Regions from separate parts of the Homo sapiens genome. Here region 1 is linked to region 2. A link is a contact called in ENCODE Hi-C or POLR2A ChIA-PET data. All regions are on one chromosome and are shown on one strand. The core of a region is the stretch at or near the end of the contact, and the rest is flanking DNA. Distances in the headings are between cores, read along the strand shown.

Evidence for each region. A loop is a pair of places that touch in the nucleus more often than their neighbours do. ChIA-PET counts read pairs that join two places held with the same protein, here RNA polymerase II (POLR2A). Pooled maps may share reads with other maps.
Region 1: a loop to region 2 is called in a map of OCI-LY7, with 7 times the contacts of the local background. The contact joins the promoter of FOCAD here to the promoter of KLHL9 in region 2. A Hi-C loop is called at or near these places in 2 of 168 maps with a recorded cell type or tissue (CD8-positive, alpha-beta T cell and OCI-LY7) and 13 of 50 pooled maps. POLR2A ChIA-PET finds 5 or more read pairs at or near these places in 2 of 52 experiments (CD4-positive, alpha-beta T cell and OCI-LY7).

The regions. Positions count from the first base shown.
Region 1 is chr9:20,680,852-20,686,043 of GRCh38, reverse strand. It overlaps FOCAD (focadhesin), which reads right to left and starts at 1,785. Exons shown (of 44, transcript NM_001375567.1): 1 at 1,751-1,785. It overlaps FOCAD-AS1 (FOCAD antisense RNA 1), which reads left to right and starts at 1,294. Exons shown (of 2, transcript NR_121601.1): 1 at 1,294-1,476; 2 at 2,503-2,742. RefSeq lists an enhancer at 1,343-2,083 and a silencer at 1,483-2,182.
Region 2 is chr9:21,332,267-21,337,863 of GRCh38, reverse strand. It overlaps KLHL9 (kelch like family member 9), which reads left to right and starts at 2,460. Exons shown (of 1, transcript NM_018847.4): 1 at 2,460-5,597. The coding sequence starts at 3,005. The coding sequence ends at 4,858. It overlaps LOC107987053 (a long non-coding RNA gene), which reads right to left. Exons shown (of 3, transcript XR_001746634.2): 3 at 563-1,243. RefSeq lists a silencer at 2,271-2,440 and enhancers at 2,481-2,790, 2,981-3,030.

The DNA.
Region 1 (5,192 bases), core at 536-3,035, 650 kb after region 2:
AGCTAAGAATATTATGTCTCAGACTGTTTCATAAATCATTTTAAACGGGGAAAAAGGCCAAACGATTTACCGGTAAGCACCATCAATCAATCAACAAATGAAAAACTCTGGTTATACGTCCATGAAAATTTTGATTTCAAACTATTTATTACAGGGCGCGAGGCTGTGTTCCGCCTCCTCCAGCTCCTCCTGATAACCTTTTGGTTATCAGGCGTCAACTGGAGACAACAATCAGTTAAAATCCAGTAAATTTGGGGTTAATGAAACAAATGTTAAAATAGATATAATATTGATAAACATTAGCCAAGAGATGGTAACTACCTAACATTGATTAAGTAAGCAAATAATCAAGGCAGAGGTTTTAGCTTCCACTAATCTATAAAAGCAAGTGAAAATGCTTTGAAAATTGCATTTTTATGCAATTGTTTCAATATCATACCTTTGTATGTAACATTAAAAAGCTCATGATTACTTCATTTCAAAATTCAGATGAGTCACAGTGCTTTCTACGCAGGAATTGGATGTGAATCAAAATTGTAAACATGCACTTGCTTGGTAGTCAAAAAGTGAATGTGGACAGATACAATGTTCGTTGACACAGTAAAACATAATCATAAAATGCATCCTGTGTTTTTAAAATAGTTACTTCCTGTTAACACAGTTCAGGAAACATGCCATCTACCCTCCTCTCCTGGAAAATCTCAAAATTATACTAATCCCATTCCTCTTCTTACAGATAGGCCACTGAAACCTGGAGTCATTACTGATACAGTTATCAGGATTACACCCTCAGAGCCACGATGGTTTCAGGGATACTAGAACCTGAAAATAACAAAAAAAAAAAAAATTTCCAACTCAAATCTAGACAATAAAACTAACATATAAACTGGAATAAAACGCAGGAAATGCCGATTTTAATACCTGGTATGAGGCTGACCATTAAGGCATCCATCAAAAAAGTTTGGAATGTATGAATGAATGACTGCATGAAATTGGCAGGATTTCATTCATTTCAAAAGCTCCAAATTCAGGAACCACACTGAGATATCAGGACGCCACAGCTGAAACTAAAACTCATGAAGGGTAAATGCAACATAACTGCACGTCTCCACGCGTTAGCTGCTGCGAAAATTTCAAAACATACATCTAACATACTCTTTCTTCAAGTAATTGCCGCAAGTGCGGACGGAGCCAGAGAACTAGGAGACTGAAAACAGGCCCTGCTCACCCATAAGCCTTTGCATTATAAGTGGACATGATCTGAGTGAGTCACCGGGAATGAGAAGGAGACAGTCACCCCAGGCCAGGCAGGACGCGGCCAGAATCTCCTGCTCTGCCCCCAACTAGGGAACCGGTCGAAGGAGAGTGGGACGACTGCAACCTGCTGCAGCTAAGTATGCAAGGATCGCGCCGACCGGCTTCCGAGTCGAGATCCCACTAAGTCCCACCGCAGTCACCACAGCCAGCCCTGCCCAGGTATCTCGGAGCTCCGTAACCTCAGAAGGCCTAGTCCTCCAGAAGCTGAGAGCCCCAGCAGGACCGGACGAGGGCAAAAAGCCCCCTCCCGGCTGCCCCTCGCCGCGACGCGGCCCTGCCGCCACATGCTCCACTGCCCCGTCTCCCAGCTCAGCCCCAGCCCCGCAGGGCCTCAGCCGCCCTCCATGCAAGCCGACCGGGCCGCAGGCGGCGCGACCCGGCGGCTCCCGAGCAGGGGTGCAGCGGTGGCAGCCCGCCGCCCCGCACGGCTTACCTCCCTTCTGCCACAAGCTCAGCCCAGCGCCGGCTGCCTGACGTGGCCCGCCCCGCCGCCTCGAACGCCCGGGGGCGGGGACTGCAGGAGAGAGCCAATGGGCTGCATATCGCGAGGCCCTGTTCCGCCTCCTCCGGCTGGGGCCCGCCCTCCCCGGCTCGCGCGCACGCGCGTCTAAGGCCCGGGCCGCGCACTGCGGTTGAAAGGCGGCGTGGGCGGCGGACCCGCGCTCTGCAGCCGAGCTGGTGCGGGGAGGGCTGCGCGCGGGGGCTGGCTGTGGAGCAGCACCGCAGTGAGGAGTTAGCCCAAGGAAAATCAGATTAAAGGAAACTGCCTAGAGATGCCACTGCAGCGTGCCCGGGTAGTCCTGTTGGCAGCCTGCCCCTATGCAGCTTTTGGCAATACAGAACAGCTTCTTGGTATTTGGAGATTTTGTTTCTCGGGGGAAATAAATAATACTGATAACATTAAGGATTCAGAAAATTTAAAGCAGACAGCCGACTTGCCGCGAAGACGCTTCGTTCTTCGCCTAATAGCTACTTGGTGTCTTTACTTCATTTGGCCAACACATAACACTGCAGCTCTCCACGCCACTGTGGTATATCCACTTGTTAGATAGTCCTGAGGTAGTTCTAGCCCAAGTGTTTCTGCTGATCTAATCTGGGGGGAATTGGCGCGAGTAATTATTCTGTTACGATTTTGCGCAATACTTACTGAATGATAAACATGTATTTTCTCGTGGGGCGGGGCAGGGGCTCCCACGTGAGAAGGCTGTAACAGACAGACAGCAGCCACGATGAAACACGCTGAAAAGAGCCAGCAGAAAAAAACGAGGAGAGACTGGTATGACGGAGTGGAATTCCGGTTGTGGATGACAGAATGGAAATTTTACGCAAGATGAAAGAGTTAAGACAAATTACTCTAAAAATATCTGACTTAGTTGTTTCTAAACCCTGGGGCACCCTTAGGAAAAAATAAAAATAAAAAAACAAGTGCCTGGGCCTCATCACTTGGTTGAAAAAGGTCTGCTGCCAGATCTTGACATTGATATTTTTCTAAGTTTCCAAAGTCATTTTAATGTGTAGACAAGAAGTTCTGTTTCTCATTTGTAGGAAGAATTTGGTTCCCCATCACCTCAGAAAAGTAATTATGTATCACAGACCGTTAACAGTTTTCCCAATAACCAACTATGCATTCACCCTCTAAGAATTTATCTAAATTAATCTTGGGGCCAGGTGGGGGGGCTCACACCTGTAATCCCAGCACTTTGGGAGGCCGAGGAGGGCGGAGTTCAAGACCAGCCTAGGCAACGTGGTGAAACCCCATCTCTACTAAAAAAAACATACAAAAATTAGCCCGGCGTGGGGTTGCGCGCCTGCAGTCACGGCTACTCTACTCAGGAGGCTGAGGCAGGAGAATCGCTTGAACCCGGGAGGCGGAGGTTGCAGTGAGCCGAGGTGGCGCCACTGCACTCCAGCCTCTGATGGAGTGAGACTGTCACAATCAATCATTCAATCAATCAATATTGAACCTACTTAAAGTTATTCAACCTCTGTTATCCTTTGCTTCAAAGGAGTTTTATAAGGCTTATAATTCCCTTTTTATGGACTTTGATGATACTCTCTTTCAGTCTTCCAAATGCACCAGTATTTCTTTTAGGACTATTTTAATATTTTTTCTTCTATTCCTATATTTCTTGAGGCTCATTAGTCAAAATTATAATTAAACACATAACTCTGTAAACAGCGCTGTTCTAAGTATATAAATTTATTTAATCCACAGAACAACTTTATGAGGCAGTTACAGTTATTACCCACATTTTATAAATAAGGAACCTGAAGTACAGCAAGTGAAGCATCTTGACCAAGGTCATGCACCTACCTAATGGCCAGGCCAAAACTTGAATCCAAGCACCCTGGTGCTCAATGAGTAAACGTACTGCCTCTGTTGTAGAAAGCCTGGTTTTAGGAACACACAGGGAAATGCCCATTTAAAGAATGATATTGAGTCTACTTTTGACACCGTCTTATTATGTTCAGGCTGCTATAACAAAGTATCTTAGACTGGGTAATTTATAAACAATAAAAATTTATTGTTCACAGTTCTGCAAGCCGGGAAGTCCAAGCAAGGTGCCAGCAGATTTGGAATATGGTGAGGTTCCATTCCTCATGGATGGTGCCTTCTGTGTATCATCACAGGATAGAAGGGGAAATAGATTACCTGAAGCGTCTTTTATAAGGGCACGACAGGAGTCCTCATAACCTAATCACCTCCCAATGGCCCCACCTCTTAATCCTGTTGCATTGGAGTTTAGGCTTCAACACATTAACTTTGGGGGACACAAACATGTAGGCCACAGCAGACACCTATCCTAGATTCAGATTTTGGGCAGGATTGAGAAACTTGACCATTAAACTTGGAGCCTAGAACCGATTTGACTGCTTTTACTGCAGATCTAGGGTTAAGCTGGAAGTCCATGGGCTCACCCCCTCCTTCTGGGGTATACTCCTTCCATACAGGAACTGCAATTCAGCAGGGATCATTTCACCTTTTAATTTATTTAATCTAATGCTATACCAGGCACTGTGGTAGGCACAGGAGATACCAAGATGAAAGACGTATTCTAGAGCCTTATGGAGCCAGCTCATTCTGGAGACCAAGTCAGCAGCCACCAGATTTATTTTGACAAGACTAGAGAGATAGGCTTTTAGAACTAGAAAGGATCTCAGAAGTTGCCAGTTCATGACAAAGTTTTCTCTGACAAATTCTGAAGTTAAAAAATATGGACAATGTATTAAGTTTTCATAAAAATAAATTTATTCAATTTAAAGGACTGTCCTTTTCCTGAGATTATGCTTTGTTCTTTTGTTTTGTTTTAATGTTAAAAGTACCCTCTCAGGCCGGGCATGATGGCTCACACCTATAATCCCAGCACTTTGGGAGGCCAAGTGGGAGGATAACTTGAGGCCAGGAGTTCAAGACCATCCAGGGCAACAGTGAGGGCCCCCGCCCCATCTCTATTAAAAAAAGAAAATAGAAGTTTTCTCATATGAAATGATAATAGGTTATACTTGTTGGGAATTTTATTTTAGTAAGCTTAAAGTCTTATGTTGGAACTCAAAATTTTTTTACGCTTCACTGATTTAATCTAATCAAGCCAATTACACAGAAGGGAACTAAAATTCTAAAAGGATACAGGTTCATCTTCAATTCTTCAATGTCATATGACTAATTGCTTTTTGTGGGGGGCTGTGGTTGGGCAGGGCTGTTTTTTGTTTTTGGCTTTGTTTTGGTTTGAGGCAGGATCTTACTTTGTCACACAAGCTGGGGTACAGTGACACGATCATAGCTCACTGCAGCCTCACCTCCTGAGCTCAAGCAATCCTCCCACCTCAGCTTTCCAAGTAGCTGGGTCTGCAGGCACACACCACAGTGTTCGGCT
Region 2 (5,597 bases), core at 1,211-3,710:
ATTTATTGAGTAAGGCCAGGTATGGTGGCTCATGCCAGTAATCCCAGCAGTGTGGGAGGCTGAGGTGGGAGGATTGTTGAGGCTAGGAGTTTGAGGCTGTAGTGAGCTATGAACCTGCCACTGCACTCCAGCTTAGTGACAGAGCAAGACCTTGTGTTTGTTTTTTTTAAATAAACAAATGCAAAATGATCTGAAAGTAAAACTCGAAATAATAAAGAGAATAATTTTCAAAATATAAAGTGAGGGGCCAGGCATGGTGGCTCACGCCTGTAATCCCAGCACTTTGGGAGGCTGAGGCAGGCGGATCACAAGGTCAGGAGTTTGAGAGCAGACTGGCCAGCATGGTGAAACTCTATCTCTACTAAAAATACAAAAAATTAGCTGGGCATGGTGGCGCGCACCTGTAGTCCCAGCTACTCGGGACGCTAAGGCAGGAGAATTGCTTGACCCTGGGAGGCGGAGGTTGCAGTGAGCCGAGATCGCACCACTGTACTCCAGCCTGGGTGACAGAGCGAGACTCCGTCAAAACAAAACAAAACAAAACAAACAAACAAAATATACATAAAGTGAACACTTTTTAATGTAATTAGCACAGTGTTAAAAGTGAACATTTCATACAAGCAAAAATACTGAATACAATAAATGTAGTAGAATCAATAATTAAGTACATGGGTAAATTAATAATATCATCCATGGTGAGCTAATGCCCCTAAGAACTGGATGCTTTATCATACAGTTGCTTGACATTACCAACAAGTATTGTGACAAATTTGATTCAATCATTTCATTATGCAGGCAGAAAAGATAGTCTTTTAAAATAACTAAACATATGGGAATATAATGAAGAGTGTCTATAGTAATCATTTCATGAAGACACAAGTCTGTTCCTAAGCTATTAATCTTACTTGCAAGTTTGATGAAAAAAAGAAGGATCTCATGATTTCTTGCTCCAACTTCCCATGTACAGAGGCTCTCTTCTTTCTTTTCCAGATAGAGACTGATTCCTTGGAAGTAGCTCTTCACAGCATTAGGGAGTTGTCATGGCCTGAGAGAGCCCTTCCACCCCTAACTCATTCAACAAGCAGGGCTCCAGGACTTCCCAATGCTGATAAAAATTCAGTGAATAATTTCTCCAGGCCAGTTTCATTCCAACCAACCTCTTGTGTTGAATAAGGTGACAATCTGCTGGAGCACCTTGTGGAGGACAGTGGTAGTCTAAGCCTTCTGAATTTTGCTGCCATCCCTTGGAAACAATAGAAAACATTCAAAACAGATGAACTGCCCATCAACAGGGCACTGGTTAAATAACTTATGATGTAACAACTCAGAAGGCAACAACAGAATTGTTTAAAAATATAAATAAGCCCTCTACACTAATTCAGGAAGATCTTGAAGTGAAAAAAAAAGATGCAGAACAGTGTACATGGTATGCTATCTTTTACATAAAAACGAGGCGAGTGTAAGAAAAACATGACTACATTCTTACTTTGCATATGCATAAAGAACTAGAAGGATTTAAAAGACAGAAACTTCAAAATTTGGAAAATGGAAGAAATTGTGTCAAAGTATACATTTATTTGTATGTCAAAATTTAAATTTACCACTAATTAAAGAAATGCAAGTTAATAAAATACTCACAAAGGGAAAAGTCAGAAGAAGGGAAAGACACAAACATTGTTGGTGATAATATTTTGGAAATATTGTCTTGGATCAGTATTTTACTAAATATTATCCATAACAGGGCTAAAATTTTGCTACCAGATTGTATAAGTTTACTACCGAGTCTATAAAACAATGGAGGATAAGAAGGTACACATTCAGGAACAAACCAATGGGCAAAGGAAACTATAGTATGTATAGTTATTGGAAAATTATGTAGCCATTTTTAAAATTGTGGAAAACAAAGGCATTTCAAGCCAAAAATTTAGAATATATCATTTACATAATAAAGTAACAATCTAGTAAAGACAAATATTTTGCGTTTGAAATTGTAACAAATTTGAAAATATGAACCAAAATTGTAACTGAAGTATCTACTACATAATGTGGGATAACAATTATTGTTTTGTAGAGGAAAAAAAAAATTAAGCATCCAGGTTTCCTCTCAATTTATACAAATGCCGCATTTCACTGTTATTCAAAAAAACAGAAGCTAGGAAGCGTAAAGCTTTGAAAAATTATGCATTTGGGGAACGTAAGAGCTCAGATATGCGAAAAACTTATATCAAACGTGCAGCATAACACACTTGCTTGCACACATTCTGTCCTATTTGGTCCCACATACAAGGCAGCTCTAAGAGGCCGGGCTGGCGCCCACCCCACACAGCTCCGCTTCCCCAACCCTCGCCCTCCCGCCTCCCGGGTACTTCCTCCCCCTTCCCCACCCCCACCCTCCCGCTGACTGACGAGGTCTGGAGGCCGCGCAGCCGCAGTAGCCGCTAAGGCCGCTCCCACCCCGTGGTATCCTGGGACTAGGCTTTTCCGGAAGGAGCGGCTCGGTGTTGGGGCTAGGCCGGTATTCTAGGCCCAAGCCCAGGCCCAGGCCTGTGTTCCCGGCCCTTGCTCAAAGACAGGCCGGTGGCCGCTGCGACACTCTAGGTACAGCGGAGGGCGCAGCGGGCCGTTCGCTGAGGTGTCCGGACCCGCCGCCGAGCGGGCCGTGGAGCCACAGTACGTGGCGGCGCCTCTTCCTTGCCCGAAGCGGAACTGCTGAAGGAGCGGCAGCGCAGGCCGGACGAGGTGAACCAGGTCATTTAACCGCCTTCAGGTGATGAATCATCTGTCTAATAATCAGATTTGAGGTCCACAGCCCTTTGTGGTCCTGCTACAGGGTGATTTTCAGTGGATGACTGACTGGCGTGGCCCGAGGGGTGCCGCAGTGACTGCCTTCCCTTGATAAGGAAACGAGCTTTCTGTTCTTTCTGGACACCTCGTTACCTGTAAAACATTCCGGTTATAACTTCTTTATCCGGCTTGCATCTCTGTGCAAGAGGAAAGCTTTCACATGAAAGTGTCCCTTGGTAACGGCGAAATGGGCGTCTCTGCCCATTTGCAGCCTTGTAAGGCAGGAACCACACGCTTTTTTACCAGCAATACTCACAGTTCGGTGGTATTGCAAGGCTTTGATCAGCTTAGAATAGAAGGATTGCTTTGTGATGTGACCCTGGTACCAGGTGATGGAGATGAAATCTTCCCTGTTCACAGAGCTATGATGGCGTCTGCTAGTGATTATTTCAAAGCCATGTTCACAGGTGGAATGAAAGAACAAGATTTGATGTGCATTAAGCTTCATGGGGTGAACAAGGTTGGTCTGAAGAAAATCATTGATTTTATTTATACTGCAAAACTTTCTCTTAATATGGACAATCTTCAGGACACACTTGAAGCTGCTAGCTTTTTACAAATATTACCCGTTTTGGATTTCTGTAAAGTATTTCTTATATCAGGAGTCTCTTTGGATAACTGTGTTGAGGTTGGACGAATTGCTAACACCTACAATCTTATAGAAGTGGATAAATATGTTAATAATTTCATCCTGAAGAACTTTCCTGCTTTATTGAGTACTGGGGAGTTTCTAAAACTCCCTTTTGAACGACTTGCATTTGTGCTTTCCAGTAATAGTCTTAAGCACTGTACCGAACTTGAACTCTTTAAGGCAGCCTGTCGCTGGCTAAGGTTGGAAGACCCTCGGATGGATTATGCTGCAAAGTTAATGAAGAATATTCGATTTCCACTGATGACACCACAGGATCTCATCAATTACGTGCAGACAGTAGATTTCATGAGAACAGACAATACCTGCGTGAATTTGCTTTTGGAAGCTAGCAATTACCAAATGATGCCATATATGCAGCCAGTGATGCAGTCAGATAGAACTGCCATTCGATCTGACTCCACTCACTTGGTTACATTAGGAGGAGTTTTGAGGCAGCAGCTGGTTGTCAGTAAAGAATTACGGATGTATGATGAAAGGGCACAAGAATGGAGATCTTTAGCCCCAATGGATGCTCCCCGTTACCAGCATGGTATTGCTGTCATTGGAAACTTTCTTTATGTAGTTGGTGGTCAGAGTAATTATGATACAAAAGGAAAAACTGCTGTTGATACAGTTTTCAGATTTGATCCTCGGTATAATAAATGGATGCAGGTTGCATCATTAAATGAAAAGCGCACATTCTTTCACTTGAGTGCCCTCAAAGGACATTTGTATGCAGTTGGTGGGCGCAGTGCAGCTGGTGAACTGGCCACAGTAGAATGTTACAACCCAAGAATGAATGAGTGGAGCTATGTTGCAAAAATGAGTGAACCCCACTATGGTCATGCTGGAACAGTATATGGAGGCTTAATGTATATTTCAGGAGGAATTACCCATGACACTTTCCAAAATGAGCTCATGTGTTTTGACCCAGATACAGATAAATGGATGCAAAAGGCTCCAATGACTACAGTCAGAGGTCTGCATTGCATGTGTACAGTTGGAGATAAGCTCTATGTCATTGGTGGCAATCACTTCAGAGGAACAAGTGATTATGATGATGTTCTAAGCTGTGAATACTATTCACCAACCCTTGACCAGTGGACCCCAATTGCCGCCATGTTAAGAGGCCAAAGTGATGTTGGAGTTGCCGTCTTTGAAAATAAAATCTATGTTGTTGGTGGATATTCTTGGAATAATCGTTGTATGGTAGAAATTGTCCAGAAATATGACCCAGAAAAAGATGAGTGGCATAAAGTTTTTGATCTTCCAGAGTCACTTGGTGGCATTCGAGCCTGTACACTCACAGTTTTTCCACCTGAAGAAAACCCTGGGTCACCTTCTAGAGAATCACCTCTTTCAGCACCTTCAGATCATTCTTAGGTCTAAGGTGTAACACCTTTGCAGTACGTCATGGGTGATCTAATACTTCCCCTTCAGTTGTATCTTCTTACAGTGATTGGTACAGTTATTAGATATAAAGGTAACTGATGTTATTCGTCTTGTATGGCTTTTAGTATGTTTATCAAGTGGCTAACAAATGCATTCTGAAAATGTATTTAACATAGCTGTTTTAACAAATGAAAAAAAGACGTAGAAAAATGTTTAGATGTCTTTTTGTGATGTTATATAAAATTGTAGATGACTGTGGTAAATGTGTAATTATGTCCATTATGCTTCAAAGTTGAGTTTTCATCTTTGACTCCAAAATGTCAGAGGGAGGCCGCTCTAAACTAAAAATAACGAAAGGTTGCCAAGTATTAATACTAGTTACCTCCCTCTTTTCGTAGTTTTTGTCATGTCTGTCAACTTACTCGATTGTGTGGTTGCATTCAGAATATTTGAAGTTTCTTACGTAGACAGAAATAATAAAAATATTAACTAGGAAAAAACAGTATAGCACCAAGCCAGTATTTGGTATCTCTCTCTAGAGCGAGCAAGAGAGGGAGAGAGGAGGAAAAAATACACATAATACAAACATACATGCATGCACACATACATACATATGTATACACACACATAATTTGAAAACTGATTGGCACTTCAACGATGCTGAAATTGTTTTTAAATTGAAGTTTCTTTCTTCCACAAAGCAGCCGTTTCTATTCAAATGGAAATTCAG